Regions from separate parts of the Mus musculus genome. Here regions 1 and 3 are each linked to region 2. Evidence: chromatin loops called from intact Hi-C (ENCODE). Cell type or tissue: gastrocnemius. All regions are shown on one strand. Each heading gives the region's core, and the rest is flanking DNA. Links, peaks and the distances in the headings are about the cores only. Region 1 has its middle 31 kb from the start of Gm32544. Region 2 holds the start of Gm42283 (a long non-coding RNA gene). Region 3 overlaps Gm42284 (a long non-coding RNA gene).

Evidence for each region. Peaks named below come from ENCODE experiments on the same cell type or tissue, not always from the same donor. Only the 100,000 strongest peaks of a DNase experiment are listed, where the experiment ranks them.
Region 1: it touches region 2 in a loop (15-fold over the local background); 2 of 42 quality-filtered maps call a loop at or near these places.
Region 3: a loop joins it to region 2, with 19 times the contacts of the local background. A loop is called at or near these places in 2 of 42 quality-filtered maps.

What each region holds. Positions count from the first base shown.
Region 1 is chr4:47,666,128-47,674,484 of GRCm38, forward strand. No RefSeq gene overlaps it. Among named protein-coding and RNA genes, the nearest start is that of Gm32544, 31 kb to the left of the region's middle. In gastrocnemius, for the core only: no CTCF peak of the experiment used is centred there; no DNase peak of the experiment used is centred there; H3K4me3 peaks cover 1,297 bases; H3K27ac peaks cover 2,914 bases.
Region 2 is chr4:47,494,471-47,502,827 of GRCm38, forward strand. It overlaps Gm42283 (a long non-coding RNA gene), which reads right to left and starts at 385. Exons shown (of 4, transcript XR_881260.1): 1 at 181-385. In gastrocnemius, for the core only: no CTCF peak of the experiment used is centred there; a DNase peak (open chromatin) is centred at 4,817; H3K4me3 peaks cover 303 bases; H3K27ac peaks cover 4,534 bases.
Region 3 is chr4:47,587,477-47,595,833 of GRCm38, forward strand. Gm42284 (a long non-coding RNA gene) reads right to left here. Exons shown (of 3, transcript XR_881261.2): 3 at 7,650-7,931. Among named protein-coding and RNA genes, the nearest start is that of Gm32487, 11 kb to the right of the region's middle. In gastrocnemius, for the core only: no CTCF peak of the experiment used is centred there; DNase peaks (open chromatin) are centred at 5,009 and 5,274; H3K4me3 peaks cover 761 bases; H3K27ac peaks cover 5,277 bases.

The DNA.
Region 1 (8,357 bases), core at 134-8,133, 170 kb after region 2:
TTCGATCTCTCCGAGCATCTTGGGTGCCTGGGCACAACCAAACAGTATGGGCTTATTGAGAACACGAGTTCCAGAATCGACTTCAGTCCATCACCCACCTTCTTCACCTATGATTTGAGAGCAGACCTGCTCTTTGGGTGGTGCTGCATGTGTGGGGGTAACTGACCCCTTTGGGTAAGGTTAAAGGGATTCTTCTCTCCAGAAGCCATTTGCTTCCTCTCTCCAGTCATCACAATGAGCAGTGGTACCCACAGAAAGAGGAGCTTGACTTTTAATTCTTTGTTGCTTTCTTTGTCTGTCCTACCTCAGTGGGCAGGGAGAGATGCTCCCCAGTGTCCTAATATGTGAAGGTGTAAATGGAAACTATAGCTCAGATGGCCACACACAGGGAATAAAGAAGCATCTATGTCAGAGGTGGATGATGAGAAGTCCACTTGTTGGACTTCGGCTGGGATGCTCCATTGAATCGTTCTAGTCAATTTCTATGTCCGCTCTGTTGTGCCCATTATCAATGTACACACTAAAGTCATCACTGAACCAAAACAGTAGGTAGAGAGGGTGCCAGCATCAACAGTCTTAGCTCTTAGAGGACAGACAGGAATTGGTTTCTGAAACCACTCCCTGCCATCCCCTCCTCCCAAGCATGTAATGGTATTTGCTGGTGTGAGGGCTTATTCCTTGTCTGTCTCCAGAGAGAAGTCTAAGAAAGTCTCTTAACTTTTCTCATAAGGCTAATCGTAAAAATTTCTAATGTCCCCAATCATGATGACAATCTCCTTTCAGGAACTAAAATGACCAGTGGTGTGGACTTGGCAACACTGGCAGTATTCAGAATGAATCCCACCGTTCCCAGATCTGGCCTGCCTTAAACTTGGCATCTGTTGCCTGTTACCTTCTTTTGTATTCTTCACTGCTACCTTACTGGGTTGTATCTGGGTCCCAAGGAGCTGGGAACGAGGTAGGATAAAGTAGAGCGAGAATTGATACAGAAGTGGTCAGGCTACCTCATAGAAGCAGGACAGAGTCCTAAAACTGGTTCTGCCCCAGAGGGATGCTCTCATGAGTGACCCAGACACATCCTTATCTGCAGGCTCTGTTACCTGAATGGCAGTTGATGTGAGTGAGTTTTTCCCTCAGCCTTTGAGAATCTAGAGGGCTTTCCTGTTACCCTTACAGGATGTTTGCACTGCATTAATCCAAACTGATTTTAAATGTCTTTCTTCTACGTGGCTCTATCTGGTCCTTGAGATACTGAAACCCACCTTGGGCATTTTTGTTAATGAACATGCAATTTGGTCCCTGCAAATTGTAATCACAGATCCTTTCATCAGGATCTTGCTACAGATATAATCTTGTTTGCTTATCTTATCTCCATGTTAGGTAGATTTGTGTATATGTGCACAAGTGTGGGGTAGTGTGCATACCTACATGTGTCGAGAGTAGAAATTGACTTCAGAGTGTTCTGCAACCACTCTCTACCTCATTTTTTTTAAGAGCAGATCTTCACCTGAACCTGAGCTCACTGACTAGGCTAACCTAGCTGTCCAGCTAACCCCACAGAGCCTCCTGTCTCTACCTCTCCAGTGCTAGGACTCTGGTGCATTGCACCTGGATTTTTACATGGGTGCTAAGACTCTGGAGACAGGTCATCACGATTGTGTATGGCAATCATTCTGCTGACTGAGCCAGCTTTCCAGGATAGATTTACTCTTTGAGGCATAGATCTGGCATGGTTTTTAATGCCTAACAACTTTAGGCATCATTATTCTGAATGGTTCCCTTCAGGTTCCTTGTCTCAGTGGGTATGAGAAGACATCTCCCATGTGGTGTGGGAGAGATAAGTGCCCCCCACACAACCAACTCCCTCCAAAGTGATCCCATACCAGCCTCTTTAACTTCACCCCTGATGCCTCCAGTGTGGGTGATGGGCAAATAATTAGCAAACTGGATTTTCACCATTTCTCTGCACAGTCTATTCAGCACTTCGCTTTGGGATGTGGAGATATTTGAGACTCTTGCTTTTGTTCTCAGCCAGCCATTGTGGTTGCAAACAAAACAGACACAGAAGAGTCCTGTTTGGACATCCCATCATGCATTGTTGGGGTTTGAACATGTCCCTCACTCACCCTACTTTAGAAAAGTCTGCACTGGGTAGTAAGTGAAAGGAGGTGGAGGCGAGATGTGTGTGAGAATACATCTCAATAGAGGAAGAAATCAGAGCTGGATCGCACACCATCCAGAAGCCACAGACACCGTAGGGGAGGAGACAACACTCAACTTCCCATAGACCGTGAGCAAAGTCTCAAACCAACATTAACATCTGGGAACGATTACTTCTATTATCCGTTGACATGGAGGAGGAAACGCGCCAAGTGACTTTTGGTGGCAGGTTCAAATGGAGCTTTGGTACAAACAGTAACCTACTGTGTGGCCAGCTCTGCAGCCCAGAATGCCCCAGTACTCCTGGGTCACTTGAGTTGCTTATCACACTTCTCCCAGGCTTGTTCATCCCATCTCATTTACAGCCCTTTGCTCCAGTTATTTCACTTGAAGTCACTGGAATGCCCACTGCAACCATTGAAATATTTTAAGGACTCGAGTGTTGTAAAGACATCTTCATTGCAAAAGATTCCAAAAGAGATGTTAACATGAAGTTGAGTTTTCGGGGGAATAAAACAAAAATAACTGGAGATTCTTAGAAACTGATTCAAAGCTTACAATTACATAGATGAGATGAATCAGCATTGTTACAGTCTGGATTGGGGCTTAAATTTTTTTAACTGGGTTATTATTCTGTATTGCAGACAGACCAACCTGTAGATTACTTTTTCCCTGATGGAATAATCCCCCTGGTTGGTTAAGCTATAGCCCTATTGGATGGGCTTTATATCTAGACAAGCCCACTTATCCCAACATTTCCTTCAAAGATTAGCCTCTCAAAGGCTCTTTGGGGTGACTTTAACACCTTCCTGGCTCTTTCATTAGTTAATGAGTTGAATAAAAGCTTTGACAGCTGTTCAGTTTATATTTGAGAGGTCATAATGATACCTTCTTCTCAGTACCAATGGAGGGCAACTCACAGTTACCTGTGGCTGTGGCTCTTGCTTCAGAGCTCTTGCTCTCTTCTGGCTTCTGCAGACATATATGGTACTCATGCATGTGCACATATGCCAGTGCACACACACACACACACACTCACCACTCATGTAAAAATAAATGTAATAAAAACAAAACCTTAATAAATGTGGTTAGTCTTACTGTGGTGGTATAGTCTTTCTTCCCAACACTCTAGAGGGAGAAGAAGGAAGAACTCTGTGAGTTCAAGGTCAACCTGGCCTATACAGTGTGTCCCGGGCCAGCCAGAGCTAACCTAGTGAGACCATCTCAGAACAAAAATTTCCTTTTCATTTGTACTGCTTGATTCCCTTCTGCCAGGATAAACCCTGGAGCATGGGGCCTGTGGCTGTCCTGAGCACCACTGTAGTCTGTCACCTGGTCCTTATTTCTTTCCAGCCCTCCTGCCAGCACCCCATGACACCCCATTATCCTCTCGCCTTTGAATTGTCTCAAATATCTTCTGGCAGCTCCTCCTGCAGCTGTTCTGAGGTTCCTCTCATGTCAGCACTGGGCATAAAGTAATTCATAAAGCACATGATGAATCTGCTTTCTCTCCTGCGAGAATGTACTCGGATAAGTCGAATTCCTTAACCCAGGCTGCTGTCCTTCCTGATCCTACCTTGCCCGACTCTGGTCACTCCCACCCTTGATCATGACAGGACATCCTCATCTTAGAACCTTTCCATACATCCATCCCTTCACCTACAAAGTTCTGCCTTCACACTCACCTAGCTAGCTTTTGCTCTGCTGTCAGCTCAGCTTTAAAATCCCCTCCTCAGAGAAGAATTCGGTGCTGCCTGAAGACCCTGCATTACCTCAGAGATTTCATTTCTAGCATCTGTCTTTCCAGTGGACCATATACATCCTGAAATTAGGCTTGAATTTTATTGTGTACAGCCCTGTATTAAATGCTGAACCCAGAACATGATGCTATAACTTACCAGTTCAAACAAGCACATTTTTTCATGCTTTTATATCAGGGGGAATCTTTTAACCATTAGGATAACACAGTTAGCATTTTCTTTTTCAACTATAGGTGAGATAACTGTGTATATTATAATCAACCGTGTCTTACATTTGAAGAAATGTGTTGGGGGCCACACAAGTGGTTATTCACACCAGAAAGCCTGCAGCTACTTAGTGTTCATCAGTATGATGCCTGGTGTCAGAAAGGCTGTTTGCGCATAGCAAGCAATAGATCCAACCTCTAGTTGCTTCTCTGGGTGGTGGATAACAAAGTACTTCACTCCCCACCCCAACTCTGGTACTAGCTAGACATTGTGCATGTTGCAAGTTCACAAGGAGAGAAATGTATCTGGAACAATTTGTGCAAGCTCCTGCCTGCTGCTCTGGTGTCTGCTGATTCAACTTCTGTCAACACAATTCCATGCCCCAACCACTGCTGTCAGCACCTCCCCTGCCAGAGCTGATGTCATGTCAGCTGCCCCAGCTCAGATCAGCTGTCTGCATAACTGTCCTTACATTCCGAATAGCGGCTTCTCTGTATTAGTTACTTCTTGGTTGCTGTGATATAACTCCATTACCAAAAGCAACTTAGTTTGCTTTACAGTTCCAGAGGAAGGGTCCACGAGGGTGAGGGAGCTATGGCAGCAGATGATTGGCTAGAACAAGAAGCTGAGAGATCGCAGCTTCACCACAGAGGGAGTGAACTGGAAATGAGGCAAGGCTATAAACTCTCAAAGCTCATCTGCACTGATGAACCTCCTTCAGCAAGGCTGCATCTTCTAAAGGTTCCATAACCTCCTCAAATAAAACTGCCAACAGGAGACCAAATGTGTAAGTATGGAAGCCCAAAGGTGGGTATTTCTCATTCAAAGTACCCTGTACTCCCATCTAGTAGAACAGAGTGGCCCTCTGGTACTCAGGGGATGCCTTGCTCTGTCATTGTTCCAGAGCCCTCTGTTGGGATCCCAGCCATAGCCTTGGCAGAGAACAGGGATCTATAGAGTACTTGAGCATACACTGTATGCTCAACAGTCCTACCTTGACTTTTGGTACAAAGTCCCAAGGCCACCTGAATGGGAGGATTACTTTGACATTCAAGTGTCTCTCTGGACCAATTGTAGCAGAGAAGACATTACATGTGAGTCCCAAGCTTCTTGTTTTGTTTTTGTCGTAAACACTACCCTGCCTTATCTCCTTCATAGGAGTCAGTTTCTCATCTGTCGGAGGTTGCCATACCCTGAGCTCATCCTGAGAAAATTCTGTTCTTATCTGCCGGCACGTCTTGACCTCAGCAGAAACAGATATTAGGAGAGCAGGTTTGCTCACTGACTGTGTCCTTCATAAGTTGCACCATGATTGATGAGACTTCTATTTCTGGGAGCGCTCCTCCCACCATTACCATTCCTAGGGCTTTACAAAATACTTGAGTTGAATCACACTGACAGGATCTCTTAGTCACTTTCAGTTCTGCCAAGGAAACATGGGCACAGGCTCTCACTTCCTAAGTTAACTTTGATTCCCACCAGACCCCAGTTCCTTTTGGGTAACAAAATACCTAAAAACTAAGTTAAATATTTTCTTTTTTCTTATTTTTATTAAGAATATTTTTATAGAACCATTAAGTCTTACTTCAAAAGACTGTAGTCCACAAAATTGGACAATCTAAATGTAATGGATGGTTTTCTTGATAGATCCCACTTACCAAAGCTAAATAAAGATCAGGTAAACAAACTAAACAGATCTATAACCACTAACAAAATAAAATCAGCTATTAAAAGTCTCCCAACCCCCCCCCAATCCCAGGGCCAGATGGTTTTATCACAGATTTCTACCAGAATTGGTTCTTCAAAACTGATACCAATACTCCTCAAACTATTCCACAAAATAAAAACAGAAGGAACATTGCCAAACTCATTCTATAAGGTCACAGCCACCCTAATACTTAAACCACATGAAGAATCAACAAAGAAAGAGAATATCTCACCTACTTCCCATATGAACATTGATACAAAAATACTCAATAAAATACTTGCAAACCGAATCCAAGAATAAGTAAAAACCATCATCCTTCAAGATCAAGTAGGCATCATCTCAGGGATACAAGGGTGTTTCAATCCATGAAAATCCACCAATCTAATCCACCATATAAACAAACTGGAAAAAAACATGATATCTCATTAGATGCTGAAAAAGCATTTGACAAAATTCAACACCCTTTCATGATAAAAGTCTTGGAGAGGTCAGGGATACAAGGGTCATACCTAAACACAGTAAAAGCTATGTACAGAAAGCCAAGAGCCAACACAAAATTAAATGGAGAGAAACTTAAAGCAATCCTACTAAAAACAGGGACAAGACAAGGCTGCCCACTTTCTCTGTATCTATTAAACATAGTACCTGAGGGTCTAATCAGAGCAATAAAACAACTAAAGGAGATCAAAGGGATACAAATTGAAAGGAAGAAATCAAAGTATTGATATTTGTAGATGATAGGCTAGTATACATAAGTGACCCCCAAAATTCTACCAGAGAGCTTCAGCTACTAAAGACCTTCAATTAGTAGCCCTCCTTTATACCAATAATAAACAGGCTGAGCATGAAATCAAGGAAACAATACCTTTCACAACTGCCACAAATAATTATAAAATACCCTGGTGTAACTCTAACCAAGCAAGTAAAAGATCTGTATGGCAAAAAATTCAAGTCTCTGAAAAAAGAAAATGAAGAAGACCTCAGAAGATGGAAAGCTCTCTCATGATAATGGATAGGTAGGATTAACATAGTGAAAATGGCCATCTTACCAAAAGCAATTTACAGATTCAATTCAATTCCTATCAAAATTCTACCACAATTTCTTAAAGACCTTGAGAGGGAGGGAGGGAGGGAGGAATGAATGGGTGGGTAGAGGGAGGGAGAGAGAGAGAGAGAGAGAGAGAGAGAGAGAGAGAGAGAGAGAGAGAGATTGATTCTCAATTTCATATGGAAAAACAAAAACCCAGGATTGTGAAAACAATCCTGTACAATAAAGGAACTTCTAGAAGTATCACCATGCCTGATCTCAAGCTGTACTACACAGCAATAGTAATACAAAACTGCATGGTATTGGTATAGGATCAGACAGGTTGATTGATGGAATTGAATCAAAGACCCTGAAATAAACTCACACACCTATGGACATTTAATTTTTGACAAAGAACACAAAACCATACAATGGAAAAAAAGAAAGCATCTTCAACAAATGGTGCTGGTCTAAGTGGATGCTTGCATATAGAAGAATTCAATATTCAGATCCATATCTATCACCTTGCACAAAACTCAAGTCCAAGTGGATCAAAGACCTCAATGTAAAGCCAGATACACTAAATAGACCAGAAAGTAGGGAATAACCTTGAACTCACTGGTACACAACTTCGTGAATGGCACAAGTTCTAACATCAACAATTGATAAATGGGACCTCATGAAACTGAAAAGCTTCTGTAAGTCAATGGGCACTGTCAATAGGATAAAATGGCAACCTATAGATTGGGAAAGGATCTTCACTAACCTTACATCTAACAGAGGGCTGATAACCAAAATCTATAAAGAACTCAAAAGTTAGACACCAACAACCCAAATAACACAATTAAAAAATAAGGTACAGAGCTAAACAGAATTCTCAGTAGAGGAATCTTGAATGGCTAAACAGTACTTAAAAAAATGTTCAGTGTCCTTAGTCATTAGGGAAATACAAATCAAAATGACCCTTAGATTCCACCTTACACCTGTCAAGTGACAGCACATGCTGGTGAGGATGTGGAGCAAGAGGAACACTCCTCCATTGCTGGTAGGAGTGCAAGCTGATACAACCACTCTGGAAATCAACTTGGTTGCTTAGAAAACTGGGAATAGTTCTACCTCAAGACCCAGCTATACCAGTCTTGGGAATATACCCAAAAGATTCCCACTCTACCACAGGGACACTTGCTCAACAACAGTTATAGCAGCTTTATTTGGAGTAGTCAGAAACTAGAAACAGCCTAGTTGTCCCTCAGCTGAAGAATGGATAAGGAAAATGTGGTACATTAACACAATGGGATACTATTCAGCTATTAAAAACAAAGACACCATGGATCTTGCAGGCAAGTGAATGGAACTTGAGAATATCATCCTGAGTGAGGTAACACAGACCCAGAGAGACACGGATGGTATGTACCTACTTATAGTTGGACATTAGCCATAAAGTGCAGGTTAACCATGCTATAATTCATAAACCTTCCCCCAGAAAAGTGTGTAA
Region 2 (8,357 bases), core at 294-8,293:
GCTGTAGGGTTAGGGTGAGGGTGAGGGTGAAGGTGAAGGTAAGGGTTAGGGTTAGGGTGAGGGTGAGGGCGAGGGTGAAGGTGAAGGTAAGGGTTAGGGTTAGGGTGAGGGTGAGGGCGAGGGCGAGGGTGAGGGTTAGGGTGAGGGTGAGTGGTCATGGAGCACTCTAGTATACCTTACCTGTCCTGAGGGACTGCGACCCCTTTCCTCCATAAGCTCTTCTGTCAGGTATTTTGTTATAGCAACAGTAAAGTAGCTGATGCTAAAGGGGAGAGGCCCTCATGATATTGTCACCTCTTATGCTAATACGTTGGCAGCATCTGAGACTTGGAGGAGACACGTTCAAATGGTAGCAACAGAGATCTGATGTGGCACTGTTCCAGTCTCCCTGACATCCTAATCATCTCTTGCATTCCTTCCTGTTCATGTCATCATCAGCACAGGCCTCAACATTACCTCATAAGAGCAAAATGGCTGCCAAAGCAGCAGCCATTGTCTTCATATCTCAAGCATCAGGAGACAGAAGACCAGTAAGGGGTCTGCCAACTGACTCAGGCCTCTTTTTAGGAAGTATTTCTCAAAGTTCTCAATAGTTCCCACCTGTCCTCATTCCAGGTATTGGCCAGAAGTGAGTCACACTGTCTCTCATCCGGTGTCTTCACCTTTTGTGACTGTCCTTAGGAGGCAGAGGTTGTAGCTGTCTTTCATTCATTCCCCCTGTTCTGTTACTAACCCTCTGACTGTGGTGAGAACTGCAGGCCAGCTGTTAGGAAGCATGTCGCAACTGTAACAACACAGGGGCGAGTGTTTGGTATTGTGATGAGTACCATCTCGTTACTTAAGGTTGTCTGCTCAAGTTGAAGGAGTGTGTCTTCTGAGAAAGGGGGAGGAGAAGAGAAGAAGGGTGGAGGAGAGAGAAGGAGCACCAGGTGTGTGTGTGTATGAGAGAGAGAGAAAGAGAGAGGGGGGGGCGGAGACCATTGGGCATGTGCATAGGAATGTGTGTTCATGTATGAGTGTGTATATGTGAATATGGCTATGTGTTTATGAGTGTGTGCATGTGTGAGTGTGTGTGTGTTTGAGAGAAAGAGACAGAGAGCACTCACTGGACATGTGCGTGAAAATGTGTGTACATGTACGAGTATGTGTATATGATTATGACTGTGTATTAATGAGTGTGTGCAAGTGTGAGTGTGTCTGCATGTATGTGTATGTGTGTGTGTGTGTGTGTGTGTATGGTATGCTGCCTTTCTGATGACTAAATAGTACAAGATGTTTCTATTTTTTGGCCCTTCTTGGTTTGAGGACCATCCTAGGGACTTCAAGGTCTAATGCCTTCATGTCATACAGGGGCAAGGTAATCTCCATACAGGGACAGGAACCCACAGTTGTCACCTTTTTGTAAGTCACAGAGCTGGGGTTCCCCTGTGTATGTGACTCAGATACAATCTATGCCAGGTACACACAGAAACAGCAGGGATTGCTGCCTGCAATTGATGGAAACCAGGGGCGTGCCTGCCCCAGACAAGGCAACACAAAGGCCAAGACTAGTCAGGCCACTGGCTATGTGATGTGTGGACGCATGGCAACTGGTGTGCTGGGGGGCTCCCACTTTCATCCTCTCTTAGCAGCCCTCCTCTCTTCAGTGGTGGCTCCATGGGACAAGTGGCTTGCGTCCTCTCTGCAGCACTGTGTGGTGACTGCAGAGGTAGACCCAGGCTGTGTACTGGGGCTGTCTGGAGGGCAGCCTCCCAGTTCTAGTTGGCCTAGGACTATATGGCTCCTTGCACATCTCCCTATTTGCCTCTGTGTGCTCTTCCGTGGCCTGGCCTGTGACAGTGGTCCCTAGTGACACCCAGTCCCTGAAGGCTGTTGTGTGACACGGATATGCCCGTTGTGCTTTCTCATCTCTCTCCTCCCCATTCCCTCATCTCCCCAGCCCCCACCCTGCCTCAGCAGCTGGAAACCACATTCTTCTTCCTGTTTAGGAGTTTGTCTTCCTTGAGTGTCCCCCTCCTCTGATTCTTAGCACATCCTGTGGAGGGGTGGTCAGGCGTTTAAAGCTCCACTGCACAGGTGGAGATACTGAGACCCTTGGGCTCGACGTCTTTCTTGATGACAAGATGAGGAGAGGCAGAGCTGGTCCTTGAACTAAAGCTGGTGGTGGTGGTGGGGGCATTGGGTACTGGAAGGGGCCCTCTTCTCTGTATCCATTGTCCTCATAAGCTCTATCTTTTTGGTGGCTGTCCTGGCAGAGGTTATGACCTCTTTTGTGGGTGAGGCCGAACCTCTCCTCTGTGCCTCGAGGACCTTCCTGTGAGTCTGAGGCACAGGCCATGGTTTATCAGAGTTGGTAGGTGGTGAGCCACCTGCTCAGTGTGACATTGGTGGCAGTCCCCTTCTTTCCCAACCTGGGTTCTCTGGAGACAGCTGACTCTAATGTCCATAGGTTGGTCTTGATGACTTAAAGGGAAATGAGAACATGACATGGCCAGGGAGGGCCTGTGGAGACGCCTGTGTTTATTTCCATGTGCGGTCTTGATGGTGATTTACTTAGTTTGCTGGGTTGCTTAGAGTACTAAGGAAAGGTGTTTGTCCTTACTACTCACCCCATGAAGGTGCCTGTCTGAGTGATGGCAGAGCCATCCATGACCCTTCTAGGGGCTGGGCAAGGCTGTCCCTCCCTGCTCTGAAAGAATTTGAGGAAGAGAAATAACTTGACAACAAGACTCAGATCTGTGCTGGTTCTAGGGCGCTGTGTGGCCTCAGCCCCTCCCACTCTCTGGGCACTTACTTTCTGCCCTGTGCCATGAGGATCTTGGACTGTAATTTGGGTACTCTGGTCCACAACAGCCAAGAGATCTTGCCACAGTCAGGGAGTGCACTGGCTAGTTTTGTGTCAACTTGACACAGCTGGGGTTATCACAGAGAAAGGAGCTTCAGTTGAGGAAATGCCTCCATGAGATCCAACTCTAAGGCATTTTCTCAATTAGTAATCAAGGGGGAAAGGCCCCTTGTGGGTGGGACCATCTCTGGGCTGGTAGTCTTGGTTCTATAAGAGAGCAGGCTGAGCAAGCCAGGGGAAGCAAGCCAGTAAGAATATCCCACCATGGCTTCTGCATCAGCTCCTGCTTCCTGACCTGCTTGCGTTCCAGTCCTGACTTCCTTTGGTGATGAACAGCAGTATGGAAGTGTACGCCGAATAAACCCTTTCCTCCCCAACTTGCTTCTTGGTCATGATGTTTGTGCAGGAATAGAAACCCTGACTAAGACAGGGAGTTACCTTCCTGTACCCTTGATTCTTGCTATGGGGGGAGAGAGGAGTCTGTCCCTCAGAGCCTGCACGTTCTTAACTGGTCTGGGTTCTCAGAGCCTCACTGGCTGCTCGGAAGCTGGTGGTTCAGAGGTCAGGACAGTCTGTCCTACCTCACATGTGAGCAGGATGCTGGGACCCCTGTCTCCTCACCGTGTCCTGAAGTCACCCTCAGGAGAGGGACACTGCCAGGATGCTTCTCAGGTTCTCTTCCCATCCGTCTGCCCAGGGCAGCCTGACCGTGTCCTCAAGCCACAGCAAGTTCAGCATGTCCTCCTGTGGTAACTGGTAAGGGGGCAGTAAAACCCAAGCTTCCTGGAGGGCAGGTGATCCTCACGGGCCAGCCAGGGCTGACTCAGAGCTGGGCTTGCCTGACAGCCTGGGGCCAGCTGCTCCAGGGGCCCAGCACAGAAATGAGGCAGCTGCAGTGGCCTCAGAAGGCTGTCCCATTACCAGCGCTGCCTTGGGAAGAATGCAGCCCCAGCCTGGCACAGAGAGGGCTGAAGGGGCAGCTGACTCTGCAGGGAAAGCTGAGACAAGTCAGTTCCTGGCTGGCCATGAGCCCTGAGACAGGGATTGCTGACAGTCTGACCCTCATCTTGACTGTGTGACCTTCATCGACCTTCTATCTGCTGGGGTCTTGTTTCCCTGTCTGAGCTCAAGGTGAAGAAAGTGCTTATAGAACACTCCCTATGACTTCACTACTTTAAAAGTTGGGTGTCATTGCTTCAGTTTCTAGGGAAATATAATTATTTGGAGGAAGCGTGGATCATGGGACTTTCTCCTAGGCTCCATGATCCCCCCCCTTCTCCCCATGTTCTTGCCTGAGCTGGCATCTTCTTTCCAAGATTCTAGAAGAAAAGTATACCTTTGTTCTTGACTTGCAGAGATGGGGGTCTCTGGAAAGACGTTTGGACTGACCAAAGAACTGTTTGCTTTGTCAGCTCCGCCCATCCTGAGAAATTCTTCCTCTCGTTTCAAGCCTCAGTTTCCCTCCTCAGACGTGTGAAGTGTTTGGGCAGGGTTCTTGATTTCCCTTTGGGAATTAGACTCTGTTCCCCCCTCCAATGTCTCACAAATGGGTTTATTCAGAAGAGCCAAGAAGAAAAACGACTTAGAGACAGGCAAGGAGAGCACAAGCCAACCTCCAGTGCGGGAACCTGTAAGGACACCCCACCCCAACCCATCTCTAAAGACTAACAGTGGGGTCCCTCACACTCGTCCATGGAGAGGTCTGTGGACAAGGGAGGGTGCTGGGCAGTGAGGAACTTCCAGGCAGTGCTTGTCCCCGAGTGAAAGTCAGGCAGGATCGTGTCCTGGCACTGGGACTAGCTGGGATTACCTTCACAGTCCAGACATGATTTATTTCCCACAGACCTCGGGATTGTCCGCAGAGATTCCAGAAGCTTCATGTGAGCATGAGTATCCATTATGCGGGGGCTGCCTGCCAAGAGGCTGGACTTTTTGCCTGCCACCACCACCTGCTGATTGTGAGCTTGCTGGCTACCTGGGGTCCGCATAGCATCCCAGGCACGTGGACGGCTTGGCCAGAAGCTGGTGCACTCTGATTCCAGTGCTTGGGTGAGAACCTCCACCCTGGCGCCACTGACATGGCCGTCAGGGGCCACCTTCCTGTGCCAGAGCCTTCCTGGAATAATGCTGCCCTGCCCAGGACTGGCATATGCACAGGCAGCCACCGCTCTCATAAATCTACCCCACGCCTGGCCTTGAATGCCTCCTTCTGGGCCACAAGGACAGTCAGATGAGCCGGTCTCTGTGTTGTCCCTGCTCTTCTCAGAGAGCCACTGTTCTTTTTATTGCTATGGCTTTATTGAGATGTAGTTCACATACCATGAATCACTAAGACATGGTTTAAATTGGACAACACAATGGTTTTCTGTCTTTCATCGGGTGTGCCAGCCATAAACACACTCTGAGAGAGTCTGTACTCTGGCCACCAAGTCCAAGTTCTTCCTGCCTCACCCCCAGCCTCGGGCTACCAACTATTTCTAGGTAGATAGATTTTGGGTCTTTCATAGGTAGGTTCTTGTGGTGTTCGCATCTACTTTTTACTGAGCGTGTTTCTAAGGTTCATGTTGTAGCATGTGTTGGTTGGTGTTTTACCCCCCCCCCCAGCTTATGACAGTAGTGCACCTCACAGACTGCTCCATGCGTCCACTGATGGACAGTGGGTTCTTACTGATTCCAGGCTGTCTGAACAAAGCTGTTATAGGTATCTGTGGGTGTTCCCCACTTTTGAGACAGGATCTCCTCTGTCCGAGGCTGGCCTCAAATGCATACTAGAGAATGATCTCTCACTCCTGACCCTCCTGTTACCACCCCTTGCTGGGTGCTGGGGTCACAGGTGTGAGCCATTACATCCAGTTCATGTGGTGCTGGGGACTGAACCCAGGGCTTCATTCATGTTTAGGCAAAGCCGCAGACCCCTCCTAACTTACTCTGCTCTTCTATCCACTCCCATGCACTGCTTGTCTGGCCACAATGAGGCCCCCTCTACCCCAACACAGTCCACATTTTCAGATCTCTACATTTCTTTTCTTCTCAGGAAGGGGGTAGTAAGAATCATACTATGTTGACATTTTTCAAACTCTAGCTTACAGTCTACTAGGGATCCATGAAATCAATTTGGGGGATTATTTTAAAGAGGCGCCCAAATAACTAAAGCAGGAGACTCTGACAGTAAGTCTGGGCTGAAGCGTGGGAGTGGAGATACATGTAGAAATGGAGGTGGCTACATTTAACTTCCCTTTCCTGCACCCATTCATCCATTCCTCCATCCCTCCATTCCTTCCGGGCGTGGTGGCCCACATCTGTAAGCCCAGCACTTGGAAAGTAGAGGATGCCCCCCTCAAGGTTAGAGGGCTATCCCGGGCTACATGAGGCTCTGGCTTAAAAGTACACCAAAAAACATAAGCAGAAAGAAAGAATGAAACTCAAACAAAAAGAGTCTCAGGACAGCTTAGGTTCTACAGTGAGACCTTGTCTCAAAATAAAACAAACACCCTAAAGCCAAAAGTCCAAACCAAATAAAACTCAATCAATCAGGTTGAGAGCAGTCCTCCTCCTAGACGCTTAACATAATCTGATAATGGAGGTAGACTTCATACTTAGCTATTTCTCCTGAGTGCTTCTGCCCTCTGTTTTGGGCCTGGATTTTATGTTTTTCACAAAGCCCTGTTGGAACATCCCTTCTTCCTGCAGTTCTCTTGGGCCACATGACTCCACGCACCGGTGCTGTGATGTGAGATCGTTTCAGCCTTGGATTACAGGGTTTTGTCTATGGTTCTTAAATGATCCTACTGTGTTCTCCCCCTGCTGGCTTCATGGGGTCACCTTTGGGGTTGTCCCTCTAGTTTGAGTGCTTCCTACAAGCAGGTCCCACCCGTGCCTTTCAAAGTGATGTTTTTTCTTTAAACTTTATCTATTATGAGTACATGTATATGTCTGTGTGCTGTGTACGCGTGCAGGTGTGTATGCACGCGACATGATGCACATATGGAAGTCAGATGAAACGGACAACCTTGTGCAGTCCTTCTCTGCTCCTTTCTGTGTGCTGTGTGGACAGACTCAGGTCAGCAGTCTTGTGCTGGGTGTCTTCATTGGCTGAATCATCTCCCTGGCCCTAGTGATCCTTTGATGTGCTTTGTTAGGGACTGGTGTGCCCTGTAGTTCTGGGAGGTCTGTGGTAGCACTTTGGATCTTCTAGGAATGAAAACGAAGCCGGCATAGCACTGCCTTTGGTTCCTCTGGCCCCATCCCCTGCGTTCAGGCTGGTGCGAGCATCCCAGCTGCTCTCTCAAGTTTCCAGGTAAAATCTAATGAATTACGCTGAAAAACAAGGCTGTGTGATTTGGATCCTGACTTCTTTGAGTGCTGATCATGACCTTGGGATTTATAAACACAGACAGCTGTCGTCCCAGATGACCTAGCAAATTGTGTTTCCCTCAAAAGCAGAGCCCAATTAGAAGCCTAAAGCACAGGGCGGTGCAGAGGACTAGATGACTTCCTGCCCAATGCAAGGTAGGAGGAGGCGGCTCACCAGGAAGCCTTTCACAGTAGCATACACAGTATGGGCGCCCAGCACACAGCAACCATCCCCACCTCCAATGGGACAAGTGCACTGGCATGAGATTTCATTCTCCTCCTCAGAAAGCCACACAACTGAAAGTGTATGAGTCATTTCTTGAATTTTCCATGTGACCTCTGTACAGGTAACTGAGAAAGAAAAACAACAACAACAACAAAAAAAAAACCAAAATTCTTCAGACAATGGGGCTACTGTAACGGTAGTTTGAGACACATGCCAATAATATTATAATATTAAAATGTCAATATTTAAAAAGTATCATCTTTAAAATCTGATTATTGGGTATTAAGTATCGACTCGGCGTTGGGCTGAGCATTTATCATTATTATTACTCCTGTTTATAGATAGATAATCTGACATGCAGAAAGGTCAGGTGCTTCGCAAGGGTCTTCTAGAAACGTGTGGAGATGGTCTGGACTGACATTAGGTCTTCTGAGGGCACAGCCTCGGGAGTGGGCTGGCCTTGCGCTTCCCTGGTTCACTGAGAATCGGGAGACATGGACTCTAGTGTGGACACTCCCAATTTGGGATTTGAATCTTCACAAGTCCCCTCCTTAAACACAAAGCTAAGCAAGACTCAGAGTCCAGCATTCCACCCCCTTAATGTACTAGAATTTTCCCTACCTCCCGATCTCTGAGACATATATTCATCCTCTGCCACTGTCAGCCAGTCTGGCCTAGGATCTTTACCCATCTTTAAGAGATGGGTGGAGTAGCTCCCCCTGTGGAACCCTCTGGGAAGGGCAACTTCAACTCCCTCCCTCCCCCCCCCCCCCCTTTCACAGATCTCTGTTGTACAGCCTTCCACAGTCTTCTGATGGACTGTGAACTTCCCAAGGGCAGACACTGGTTTCTTTACCACAGCGATGTCAGCATTTGGTAGGTGTGGGCCTGGTGTGGTCTTCTGTCCAGAAGGACTCCAGAACTGCCCTGGTG
Region 3 (8,357 bases), core at 218-8,217, 93 kb after region 2:
CTGTGGCATTCTTGGAGACTGGAAGGCTTCAATCCCTGGGGCCTCTCTAGCCACCAAGAGGAAACAAACTGATGCGTTGAAGAATTAGAGGTTACGTGGATAATTCCCAAAAGGATTCTGGCTGCCAGTTCCCTCCACACAGAACTTGCAAGATGGACATTGCTGAGTACAGTGGAATACTGGTCAGAATATCAGATGTGTTTCAGCCTGCTTACACAACTAGCTCTCTTTCTCTATTTGGTCTCAGTTTCTCCATCTGCTAAATGGGATGTATTGTACCAGTATCCCATGGATCTGAAGACTACGACCTGCAGTCAGCCTGCCTGGTTTTGAAAATAAGATGTGGTATGGCACAGCCATACCTATTTGTCTGGGCATTGCTTCTGTCGAATTGCAGCCTCAGGGTTGGTCAGTTGCAATAGAAACCAATTAGGCTGAAGACCTGGAGCAGCCATGCTCTGACCTTTTAAAGAAAAGTTTGCTGACTGACATCACCACCCTCATTATGGGGAAGATGTGGCACTGGCCATTTCAAGACAAACCAAGGTTCTTTCCTGCTAGCAATTGGGTCCCCTTTTCTTTCCTTGGGGGATAGTGAGGAAACTCTATTGTCTCCCAAAGATCTTTAGTAGGACCGAGACCCTGGCATCCATCAGAGAAACCTGCTCCTCTCCACACTGTGGATTAGCATTCTGTCTTTTCCTTCCTTATCCCCATCCCACCTTCACATATTCGTGCTGTCTGGGATGTACTCCCCCCAAACCCCACACCCTCAAAACCTTGACTCAGGAATATGCTTATGGCCATTGTGTTATTGTTAACATAATGTTATTGTTAACTTGACACAATTGAGAATCACCAGAGTACTGGGGCTCCAAGACTGCTTGTGAGGGGTTTTCTCAACTGGGTTAACTGAGTTAGAAAGACCTACTCTGAATACGGCTAGTGACATTTCCTGAGCTGGGCCTTGGAAAGAGAGAGAAGCTGAGTACTGGTGTGGACTCATCCATGCTCCCTCCTGACTGCAGTTAAAACAATCAGCTGCTTCAAGCTCCTGCTGCCTCACCATCCTCTCCATGATGAGACTTCGCACTGCAATTGTCACCTGAAACAAACTCTTGCTTTCTTATGTTGCTTTTGTCTGAGTGCTTTGTTATCTGGAGCAGAAAAAGGAGCCAAGACACTGGCCTATGACAAGACTTCAGTCTCCCTGCGTTAAGCTGCCCATGAGACCAACCATGTCTCTTTGGCATCTTTTAGGGGTAGTGGTACTTTGCATGCTAACTGTCTCGTTTCTCCGTGTTTTCCCTTGCCCAAATCACTGTGTTTTTACCATCCCAATGACATCCCTGAATTGGAGTTCTTGCCTTGGGCTTTGCTTTCTGGAGGGCCTGAGCCAAGCATGGTTTGTATTCAGTATCTCCAAGGGCTCCTTTGGCTCTAATACAACTTGTACTAAATCCCACTTATTATGTACCACATGGGGGTTGTTTTCTGAGATATACTAAAGGTCTTTTTTGGTGATAATTCAGATTAGATCAGTGGAAAATGTTATGCTAATTTGAATACTATTTATTAATAGTTATATATAGGGCCTTAAGTTGAGTCTTTCACAGACATTATTTGATTTTCACGTTTATTAGCTGTAGTCTCTTTATTTTATACAGAAGAGAGTAAAGTATAGGGAGGTAAGACACTTCCTAAATTGCACAGGTACTCAAGCCAGGAAATAAAACCAGATCTGATGGGTTCCAAAGACCAGGTTCACAATTATTATCTTAACTGTGTCTGACATCTAGAAGAAAAGAGAAATTCTAGATGTCTGTCTTCGAGTAGACATTTCACCAGTAAGGATGCATGGATGGCAAGTACGCACATGAAAAGAGGTTCAGCATCCTCAATGGAAATTAAGTTGGAGTGTTGTGCCACTACCCACGAAAACAGCAAACTTTAGAAAGACTAATCGTACCTAGTATTGGTGAGGATGTGGGGCAAGTAGAACTCTCATTGTCTGCTGGTGAAACTGTACAATGGTATCCTTACTTTGGAAAACAATGTGACAATCTTTTAAAAGGTTACATATACACTGATCACATGACACAGACATTTATTCTACAAAGATAAGGACCTGTGTACACACAGAGACTATTTTCTAAATGGCCATGGAAGCTTTATTGGTAACTATCCCAAACTGAAAATATCTACTAGCAAGAGAATGGATAAACAACTTGTCATGTAAAGGTTCACTGGAAAGCTACTAGATTATACAAAGAAATGGAACCTTGAGACATGCAATAAGACACTTGAACTTCAGGGTAGTTATATTGTGTAGCACAAGACAAATAAGATGGTGAATACCTCGTGAGTACATTTATGTAAATGTCAAGGAATAGAAAATTAGCCGATAGCAATGGAAACAGGTAGATGACTGTGGCCTGTGAAGATCATGAAGAAAGGAGGAGATAAGGGAAATACAGGAGAAAACATCACTTTAATTTGGGGGATTACAGTGAATGTAAACAAGCCAATTCTAACCCAGCTATACACTTTCAATACGTGTGCTTCACTATTAGTCAATTACATCCCAACCCATGTCCCTCAAAACAAGGATGCAGGATGTATTGGAAAATGGCTCATTATTTCCTGACTTCTAGGAGTGTTCGTCGAAGTAAAGCCAACGATATAAAAACAAGCCATTTGATATTGTCCTGGCTGACTGTCACAAATCATCGTGGATCGGGGTGGAAAGCAAATCCTCGAGCTCGGTGGGAAGGTTCTATCAGCTTTTATTTATTCATAAGCAGCATCAGGGAAAATGCCTTCTGAGGCCGTGTGTTCTTTACACTGACACAGAATGGTCCAGCCAAAAGGGGAAGGCAGGAAGGGACAGGACTTAGGAATCTGGAGACAATCTCTTCTTCCCCTTGAGCAAAGGTATCTCTGTACTGTAGAAAGGCATCTTATCATTTCATTTTCTGGACGAGGTGACTTGAGAAAAACATGAGTTCTTACATGTGCAAATGGTCGGACCTTTCCATCTTCATGCCAATCACTGCTAAGCACTTGGCAGAAATCCTCCTCTTCGATGCTTCATGGCCAGCCTGAGGTGTGTCAGAAGCCTACAGAGCCTCTTCTGGAGCTGGGGACCTCCTCACCTTTGGTTTTGCACATTGAATGACTCTCTGAGTCTCCCTTGGTCACTCAGTACTCTTTCCTATCTCCATTTCCTTCCTTCTTTGCATATGTGTGTGTATTCATGTGTAATGAGTACATGTGCCTTATGTATGTCTCCTTTATTATCATTTATTTAGTTGAGATTTAACTCTTTTTTTTTCTGATTGTGTCTTAAGAGATGATACGCAGCCTATTTCTTTATCAGGAAAGTGATAAAGCCTCCTAAACAGTCAGAACTGAAGTTGTAAAATTATAATGTAAAAATCTTTTAATGGATAAGTGTCAAGGAAATGGTGCACAGTGCCTGTTCTTTGTCATTTTGGTCCTAAATGTTGCCACTGTTACTGACTGAGACAGGACTCCTTGCTGAACCTGGAGTTTGCTGGTTCTAGCTAGTCTCGTTAGCCAGATTGCCCTGGGGATGCCAGCCTCTCTCTCTCCTTCTCTCGTTTTCCCCAAGGGTTCTGGGGAGCTGCCCTCTGGTCCTCACACTTTCAGGGTAAGTGCTTGCTCCACTGTTCAGTCTCCCCAGCCATCTTGCCTTCTTTGGTGATACAGCTGACTTCACATTCCTCCTCTACATTGTCTTCAGTTCCCCAAGGATCTTCTGTCATTGAAGGCCAGGAGTGTCCCTTCACCACATGGCCACAGAAAGACCAGTGATCACCCAATGGCTCCCACTGTTTAAAGTCTCCTCTGCACTGGGAAGAGAAGCTTGTATGCTGGGGAAGCCCAGATTGGCAGCAGAGACAGACACAAACCCAGGACATACCCTCGATGAGGCTAGAGCAGAGCTGCTTTGTGGAGGATGTAGGACAGCTACAAGGGAAGAGGAAATGTCACAGCTGGACCCAACAGGAAGGGTATTTGTCTGACATAAATGAGAGGAGAGAATTTTAGGCAGGAAGCAGAATCCTTTCTTCCTAGCAAAGAGTCATGGAGTGCATAAAGCATGTGGGTGGTTTGGGTCTGGACAAAACCCAGGGAAAGGTGAAGCTGAGGGGAAATCAGGCCCAACTTGTGGAAGAGAAGCCTGGTGCCTGCTGAGGCCTTGGCCTTCAATTTGAGATGCTGGGCAGGCTCTGAAGGGTCCCACTTTTGGAAATGATAGCCGTGGTTTGGTCATCTGGGTTGATTATCTGGGGCCTAGTTCAGGCACTCTTCAGGAATGCTTTCTCACAGACCAGACTTGACTACACTACCATCCATATTGGGGCCAGCCAATCCTGGACACTTTACAACTGCATCCCTGTCCTCTCCACTAGAGTCAGTGGTATTTTCACAGCTCTGATCACCCAAGATGTTCCTATACATCAACAAATGTCCCCGCATAATAAACAATTCCTAGGTGAGAGCCATTGTGTGGTAATTGGATTTGTTGTTATTGTTGTTGTTGAATTGTGTTTGAGGAGTGTCCTTATACACAAATGCAAAAGATGGCGTCTTTTGTATTTGCCTTTTTCCTGTTCTCCAAGGCCCCAGTGTCTGACTTCCAGCCTCCCCTTGAGCTACACTGGACATGCCCTTGACTGCCTACCTAGCCTCACTCAGCCCTAGGGCTCAAGATCTCTGCTCCTGAGGCTTCTGGCTGTGGTTGTCTGTAGTGAACCCATAGCAAACAGCTCTGTCTATTTCTACTTCAGGCCAGTAAAGGACCTAATTCCCTCTGGGGCACACTACATGGTGTCCAGAGACTACTGGAAGGGCTCCCACCTTGAGATCAGCTTCAACAGAGCCGTCCAAGCAGGTTGGCACTCAGGCCTTCAGTCCAACTGTTTGCCAAGCCATTGCTTGGAGGGACAAGTCAGCTCAGGAGGTCTGCCAGGGAAAGAGTACCAGGTCAGGGACAGAGGGCAAGTGGTGGCAGCTGGAACCCATGTGACTGCTGGAGGCTATGTATGTGTGTGTGTCACAGGGCAGAACTGGCTACTGATTCCTGCCTTGGCTCGATGTGAAAAGCTGTCACACGACTTGACTTTCTCTGTGGGAGTTTTGTGTTGGGGGTCTGGAGAGGCGGGTGGGAGAGCAGGGTGAAGTGATTTTTTAGGATCCGTGCTGGACGTATAAAACACACTTTGAATCACAAGTTGATGCTCACAGGACATTGCTGGCTTTGCCAGCGCAGAAATCAGGCTTTGGGCACGCAGACAAATCTGCGCCTGAGTCTGTTATGATTAGACTGGGATGTCTAAGGCAGGGTCCACTAGTAGCCGAGTAGGGAGCTAGGGACCACTGTCTACCTCTCCCAACATCAATGTACAATAAATATAAGCGTCTTCACTTGCTTATCCCACAGTAGCCCTGTTCCAAGAGAGAAAAACAAGGGCCAGAGTCTCTCTCCTTGTTCCATTTTCTCCCATCCGTAGGGCTTTCAGGGTTTCATTTTCTTTTTTAGTTTTAAATTCCCAACGCCAGGTTCCCTTTGACTTCTTTATATCTTCAAGTTCACATGCCAGCTATTCCTTCTTGCTGATGGGCTGTGGGAGAGGATTCTGAAATGACCCCACCTCTTTTGACCCTAGGTCCAGGTTGGCAAGCTCGGGGGATCCTGAGCAGTCCCAGGTTAGCATGGCTGGAGCCTGAGTCAGGTGTATTCTCAGGCTGTGAGGAGGGGCTTGGCATGCCCCTCAGCAAGGACAGGAAAGCCCTGAGGGCTCCCCCAGAGGCTCCACTTACCTCAGCCCCCACAGAGCCAAGAGCTTTATTTAGCCTCTCCGAAATCCCACAGACAGGGACAGTACTCCTGAGCTAGTGTCCTTGCTGTGGAAGAGGACAAAAGCTTGTGAGCGGGCTTTGCCCCGGGAAGACAGCCACCTGCCTCGTGCTTGCCCACTGTTTCATCTCAAGGGCTCGCACTTTTTAAAATGTTTAAAAATAACATTTAGCATATCTAATCTCGTTATGTAAGCAGGATGTATTCAGTGTAGAATAATTGGGAAACCCGAAAAAGGATAAAGCAGTCAGTTTAATCTTTACCACTATCCCACACATCAGAAATATATAAGCCCTGATAAAATGTTAGCATAGCATTTCTCACCTGTTATTGAGTCATGGGTGTGTATATAGCTCTATAGAGCATAAGCAAAATATATTTCATCTAAAACTACAATAGGACTGCCATTTAAGAGGCATGGATCAAAGAATACAACTCGTAATATTGTCCAATGCAGTGCATTTCACATGAGAATCACTTCTGTGATGGGCAATGAAAGTATTTCCCGACCTATGGACTCTGCATGTCCTTTGCCTCCTCATCTCGTAAGATGTCACCAGTCTCCTGACCTCTATCATTCCAGTCTGCACTGGGCTGTGCTTGAGTGTTGTATGGAGTCCTAGAGCAAAACTTCTCTGTTGCCTAACGTGTGGCATTTACTACAGCCCTGACCCAGTAAAGGCACTCTGCCCTGCTGTCTTAATGTATGTTAAACTGAGTGAATGAATAGCTGCTTGAATAGAATGGGCTTTGCTTATTGTCTTATGTGGTGGCCTCTTAACAGGTCACTGTGTTTTCCAGTAACCGCCTGATCGGCCACATGGAGAAGAAAGAGAAGGCAGGTGGCTAATACAACAGCCAGTGCTGAGAATAGAGGATGACCTGGACTGTAGGGGCATCGGGGAGAGTTAGGAGGGAGCAGGCTGCTGTCTGCCTGGCACATGGGCAGGCAGGACTGGTGCCCCAGGAGTGGCAGGACAGGGGGTGTATTTTTAGAATCCCCATCACACAGAGTAGCCACTTGACACTGTGGTCATCTCACTGCTCTAGTGGTTCCTAGCTCCATGCTGAGCCTCCACCCTGGATCAAGCAGTCCTTAACCTCCTGCCGGCCTGCCAAGGAAGCACGTGAGAAGCACGCTTAGGAGCCAGAGGTGATGATCAGCACAGAGCAGGAGGACTGTGATGTTTCCAGAAAACACTTCGCAGAGTGCAAACGCTTCAGGTTATGTGAGATGGGAACTCTTGTACTGCATCCCAAAAAAGAGTTGTTATGTTATGGGACCAGAGTCTTGGCACCGATACGAGTATATGAGGCCGTCATTTAAGGTCACAAGGTTCGAAGGTGGAATGATGTGTTTGAGTACTGGGTCCCTGCCTGGTAGCTCCTTATTTGGGGGGGGGGGTTGGGGAACCTTTAGCATGTAGGGCCTAGCTGGAAGAAGAGATTCACTGGAGGGTGGGCCTTAAGAGTTATAACCTTGTTCTACCTCTGACCTCAACCCCGCTCTGCTTCCTGTACATATGGTCAAGTTACTGTCTCCTCCCCGTCCCTGCCTTCCCTACCATCATGGACCATATCCCCTAAAGCCATGAACCCAAATAAGTTCTTCCTCCCTTTCAGTGCTTCCTGTCAGGCCGTTGGTCATGGTGACAAGGGGAACGATAGATCCCTCCTACCCCTGACTACATTTATAACATATAGTCAGGGGTTACCCCTCCTTTTCTCAACGGTGTAATCATCACCATAGCCATTATCATCTCTTTCTGGCCCTTTTAATTACTTTCTCTTGTCTGCATTAAAAAAAAAAAAAAAGGCATGTTTTCACTATTGAGTCCTTGCTGGCCTGGAACTTACTATGGAGACCTGGCTGGCCTTGAACTCAGAGATCTGCCTGCTTATCCTTCCTAAGTGCTGGGATTGGAGGTGTTCACCATCATTCTTGCCTTCCATCTATTCTTGCTTCACTCCTCGTTTTCATTTCACTCTATAGCCAGAGGTGGGGTGCTCTCTGCAGCTGTGATCTTTTCGATGTGGCTGGACCCTGAAGGAAAAAAGAGCAATATTACTGGCTCGGGATGTAACTGCAGCAGTAGGAGAGGGTTTCTGGGCTATGTTGGTAGGATCAAGAGCTATAGAAAGGCAATATCCTGGGACCCTGTGATGGGCTGGGAACTTTGATAGAAATTTCTGGGGTCTGCTCTGACATGGCGCAGGTAGACCTAATACCAAATGGGATTTTATTACTTGCCAGACATTTCATCGCCTAGGGTAATTAACAGGCTTTGGGAGATGAAGGGGGTGAGAAGAAGGGTCTTATTCCGGAATGACTTTGGGGATCCAGCAAATTAGATCACAACGAGTCATTGAGGTCAAAGACTGTTGTGTTATACATTTTAAACCATAGACAAATTAGCCTTAAACAAGCCATTGGGACAGCCAGGGTTGACTCCGAGGTTTTCTGCAGAGC